2 separate regions of the Mus musculus genome follow, and region 1 is linked to region 2. The links are chromatin loops, found by intact Hi-C in ENCODE. Cell type or tissue: left cerebral cortex. All regions are shown on one strand. Region 1 overlaps Sgsm2 (small G protein signaling modulator 2). Region 2 holds the start of Hic1 (hypermethylated in cancer 1).

The links. A loop is a pair of places that touch in the nucleus more often than their neighbours do. Peaks named below come from ENCODE experiments on the same cell type or tissue, not always from the same donor. Only the 100,000 strongest peaks of a DNase experiment are listed, where the experiment ranks them.
Region 1: it touches region 2 in a loop (15-fold over the local background); 2 of 42 quality-filtered maps call a loop at or near these places.

What each region holds. Positions count from the first base shown.
Region 1 is chr11:74,873,538-74,876,037 of GRCm38, forward strand. All of the region lies in intron 2 of Sgsm2 (small G protein signaling modulator 2), which reads right to left. Among named protein-coding and RNA genes, the nearest start is that of Mir6926, 6.6 kb to the left of the region's middle. In left cerebral cortex, no CTCF peak of the experiment used is centred here; a DNase peak (open chromatin) is centred at 1,321; H3K27ac peaks cover 521 bases.
Region 2 is chr11:75,167,946-75,170,445 of GRCm38, forward strand. It overlaps Hic1 (hypermethylated in cancer 1), which reads right to left and starts at 2,310. Exons shown (of 2, transcript NM_010430.2): 1 at 1,058-2,310. The coding sequence starts at 1,574. In left cerebral cortex, a CTCF peak has its summit at 1,289 (motif pointing left); DNase peaks (open chromatin) are centred at 1,296 and 1,831; H3K4me3 peaks cover 2,500 bases; H3K27ac peaks cover 1,018 bases.

The sequences.
Region 1 (2,500 bases), 290 kb before region 2:
AGTGGTGTAAGTGCACAATTAGTTATACTAGTAAAGAACTAGAAACCACCCATGTGTCCATCAGCAGGGGTCAGGCCAAATAAATATGGTTTGTTCACACAGGAGAGTAGCATTCAGCTCTAAGAAACAATGAGATGCTCTCTAGGAACCAACAGGGGAAACTTAAAAAAGCAAGGTACAGGATGGTGTCACTGCATGGCACCTTCTGCTTACAAAGAGTGGGCAGAGCCAGGTGTGGTGGCTTATGCCTGTAAAGTCTGGTACTCCTGGGCTACACAGTGAGTCTCTGTGTGAATCATTTTAAAATAAAGGAGGCAGCATGGGCCCGAGACAGGCTCTCATGTGGCCTAGAGATCTCTAAGCTTCTAACCCTCTGCTTCTCCCTCCGGAGTACTGAGATGACAGGTGTGTGCCGCCATGTTTACTCACATCTTTATTGGGTTTTAAAAACAGTAACAATAGGCTAGAGAGATGCCTCAGCCATTAAAAGCTGGGCTCACAACCAAAACTAGTGACATAACCAACCCTCTAACTGGGTACCCACGCAAAGGTGCTGTGTGTTGGGGAGGGGGGGCGTGAATGCTGCAGGGAAAGGGGTGCTACTTTCATATAGCTTTGATTTCAGAAGCAGGTAAATAAGTTACCAGCTCAAGATGATACTAACAATAGAGTAGGTGACCACCAACGGTTCCCAGGGTGAGGTGATGCTGGAGACCCTCTCCAGTCTTGGGGAGAATCAACCCCAGATGCTTGCTCTGGCCGTAGCACCTACCCACTCTCTCCCCAGCTCCTGCAGCAAATGGTTTCCATCCTCACGCTTAGCCAGTACCTGCTAAAATCTGCAGCAGGTAACCTGAGCCTGGCAGGGAGAGAAACAGTTCTACGTGCTATGACAAGCCTGAGTCTCAGGCACTCACAAAAATGGACGGAAGCTAATACAGTGGTTGGGAAGGGCCCTCAGAAACAGGGAAGACGTCAGGAAGGTCTATGAGATGAGTCCACCTTGTGACTCAGGCGCATATACATTTGTATTTCCATCTCTGCTCAGCAATTAAAAGTCCTGGCAACTGTGGCACTTACTAAATGGCCTTCAGAGGACTACCCAGTTGTGCTAGGAGAGGGATCCAGCACTCACAATTAGCACAGCACCGCAGGAAGCTGGCCTAAGGACCAAGAGGAGTTGAGGAAGGTAAGCGTGGAGAGAAGCAGGCACACTACCTCTGGCTCAGTTTCACCTTTCTCCCCAATGCCATCTGTGCAGTGGGGGAGTTGGGTTGTAGTTGCCATGGAGAACCTGAGGGAGGAGAGTGTGGGTGGAGCAGTCATCCACAACCTGGTCCTGGAGCTGTGGGGGCAACACCCAGAGCAGAGTTTTGCTGTACTGGTCCAGGCTGGTGACAGTGGAGACAGGCGGAGCTGGCTGGCTGGCAGGGGAGGGGATGGAAGGAGTGGAGCAAGCTCCCAGTGGAACTCTGAAACTGCCACAAGTTGGAGCTTGGCTGCAGGTGGAGCAGGAGCCGCAGAAAGGCTGCCCTCAGGCACCACGGGCCTCTCTTCCCCCAGCTCCCTCTCTTTCCACACCTCAGATCTCTGATTACCCATTTCTGCCCTGGGTTTGGTAATGACAGCCTGCACTCACAGTGGACATCCTCCCTCTGTTTGGGACACATTTTCTCTCATCCTACAAGGTGATACTGACTTTACTTCAACTCTGGGGCCCTCAGCTTTGCTCAACTCCCCAGATAAGACAACAACATTCCCCTATAGATTTGCTGAGGAGGAGAAAGAATTGGTCTGGCTTTCTGGAATAGAGGTGAGAAATGAGAACCAGGCCACAGGCGCTCATTTGCCTTGCCCTAAAGGGACAATGTGACAAGAGACACAGCCTTCCTCTGTGCAAAAGCTGACCACATTTCCGCAGTGGCAAGAGTCCCACTATCTCCTAGAGTCTTTGGTCACCATGTGCCCTGTCAGATGACTGTGGCTGTGATACTACTCTACAATGTCCCTGTTCCTCTAGACTCCGTTCCTGGGTAGACCCCAGAGGCCAGCAACCAATCTGTGTAGCACAAACTTTTGGATCAAGACAGCCCCTGAGAGCTGCATGTCCCAGCTTATCCTTCTCCTTAAAACTCATTTGGTTGAGGGAGATTTCAAGCATACACAAAAGTAAGGCTCTCCCATAGACCTACTGCTCAATTTAAAATAGCTAACAGGTATCAGTTGAATTTTATTTCAGCTAAACCACATGTAACTAGTTTTTATTTATTAAGATAGGTTTTTTTTTTAATTGATTGATTGAGATAAGGGTTCTCTGTGTTATCCTAGCTAGCTGTCCTGGAATTCACTCTGTGGACCAGGCTGGCTTTGAACTCAGAGAGATGCACCTGCCTCTGCCTCCTGAGTGCTGGGATTAAAGGTGTGAGCCACCATGGCCAGCTTTATTTTTGGATTATTTGAGGTAACTTTTAGACTCTTGACCCAACTAATATACATACCT
Region 2 (2,500 bases):
TTGCCCAAGTGGGGAGACAAGGAGCCGAGTTAGAAGCGCCTCCCGCCTCGAAAGAAGTTGCCCCGGTTAGGGGAAGTGATAAGGAAGACGGGAGCAAGATGCCCATCGAGGCACCGCCCTGGCCCGGGGCTGTCAGGCCTTCGTTAGGGCCGGCCGGCCCGGCCCGGGGAGCGGAGACAGTGGCTGCGGTGGCGGGCAGAGCGCGAAGGCCGGGCCCCGGCGCGGGGAGGGCGTTATATCGGGGCAGGAGGCTGAGGCAGGAAGCAGGTGGGGGGGAGGGGGGAGCCACGCAGCTCCCAGGGGAGGGAGGGGGCAGCGCCCCGGGCGGGCACGGCGCACAGCCGGCTGCGGCCCTGACCCTGGCCTGCGCCCCACCCGCGTTCTGGACCCAGCCGGGGCCTCGGCTCCACATCTCTTCCCCAGCTCCCCTCCGCCCCGTCTCCCCCGAAACTCTGCCGCCTCAAACTTCGGGGAAAACTTTCCCAACTTCAGACAGGGCGGGAGGAGCGCGCCGGCCCCAGCCCCCCTCCCTGGCCCCCAGTTCCTCCTCTGGGCCCCCAATTTCAGCAGCCTGGTGGCAGTGGGGACCCACACCAAATCTAAAGCCGCCCTGCCCTCCGGCGAGCACGCCCGCCCCTGTTCCCCGCCTGGCCCGCAGGGCCTCGCCGGCCCGTTACCTGCGGCGGCCGCCCAGCCCGGCTTCCCTCCCTGAGGCGGTGGCAGCTCCTAGCCTGCGCCCCACCCGCCCCGCTGCCAGGCGCCGAGCTGTGCCAGGGCAGCGCCCCTGCCAGCCCCGCCCGCCGGCTCCCCTTGCCTTCCCCTCTCCTCCCCAGCCCATGTGCGGGCAGAGCCGGCCCCGGGCCGCTGACCCCGCCGTGAACCCGGCGCCGAGCAGCGGCCCAGCCGTCCCGAGTCCTCTAGGGAAGACACTTAGAGCCCCAAACGCCAGCCGCGACCCGGGCGCCCACGCCTGAGGATGCTCCCGAGGTAGCCGGCGCACGAGGACCAGATTGTCCCGGGTCCCTTGCCCTTCCCTGTCGCCAACTCGAGGACCCACCTGGGGGGCATGTCGGAAGCCCCGGGCCCGGCTGCCGGCGGATCCAGGGGGGGACGTGGCTGCAGTGCGCTGCCCTCCGCCCGCCGGGCCCCCGGTCGGTCTGTCTTGCCGGTCCGTCCTCCCCGCGTCCTGGTCGCGTCTCAGCCCCTCCGCGCTTTCCGCACACTCTTATCTGGAGCGGCCCGAACCGGCAGACGCTGCCGCGGCCATGGCGCCACCTCGCGGCCACGCGGGGACTGTGTGCGGCTGGGCTGCGACCTCTGGCGCACACCTGGGCCAAGAGGCTTGCAGATGCGGAGCTGAGCAGATCTTGCAGGTTCGCGCGCTTCCAGATGTGCCCACCTGGAGACTCAGATATCGGACCTGGGAGTCCCATAAACCTGGGGGTTTTGTGCTGAGTGCTCCCGAGTACATATTTATATGTTATATCGCGCCAATTCGGGGGGGGGGAGGGGAAGGTTCTGTCTTCAAATGAGGAACTCTTAAGCCAGGGATGGTGGCGCATTCTTGTAATCATCCTAGCATAGCACCCAGGAGTTGGAAGCAAGAGGACCAGGAGTTCAAGGTCAGCCTCTACTACCTGAGACCCTATCTTAGAAAAGGGGTTGGGGTGGAACACTACGAACAGTATTCTGTGAGAGGGCGAGCTTAGAAATCCTAAGTGAGATGAAGGTACATACGTTCGGAGCAGGAGCGGGGCGGCTTTTATTAGACATTTCTGAACACCATTATTCACTTGGACTCAGTGGAGAGAGACACATTCCAACTCTCCCTCAGACACATGTTATCAGTATGCACATCATAAACCGTCCACACTCAAACTCTGTCCAAGCAGTGACAAGGGCGCGCCATGTTTACACAGACCGCCCACCCCCTCCCGGAGTCCCAACTTCTTGGGCTACTGCGGAGGCTACTACGTGAAACGGGGTAGAGGTCCTACCAAAGAGCCCTCCCCGAACTTGCGGGTCTCCAGAAGGACCCTAGAGCCCTCCATTGGAAATAGCTGGACAGAGCCCCCTTGCGACGTGCCCCTCAAGTCCCCAATCCCCCATCTAAGCAGTTTTGAGGGATCTTAGTTTGCCCCCCCCCAATACACCATTCGAGAGATATCACGAGAACGGGCGGCTTGAGACCCCCTCAAAAAAAGATCCTACACGCCACACAAGGGAGAGCTCATTCATGTTGGTGACTCCTCTTTTAGGAGGGAGGGGAGCGTGCACCAGCTCTTGGGTGCTCACCGGAAATGTCCCTGCATAGCGGGGCGGAGGCATAAGCACCGTTGCAAGCACCGCGCCTCCGTGGCCCACGCTCCGCCTCTTCCCCGCACCTCCTGACCCCCGCCCACGCTATAGGGGGGGTCCCCCCAAACCGCCCACAGCTTCTTATTGGCTGCGCCATCCTCCGTGGCCAAGCCGGAGAGGCTGGGGCTCAGAGTTACTATGG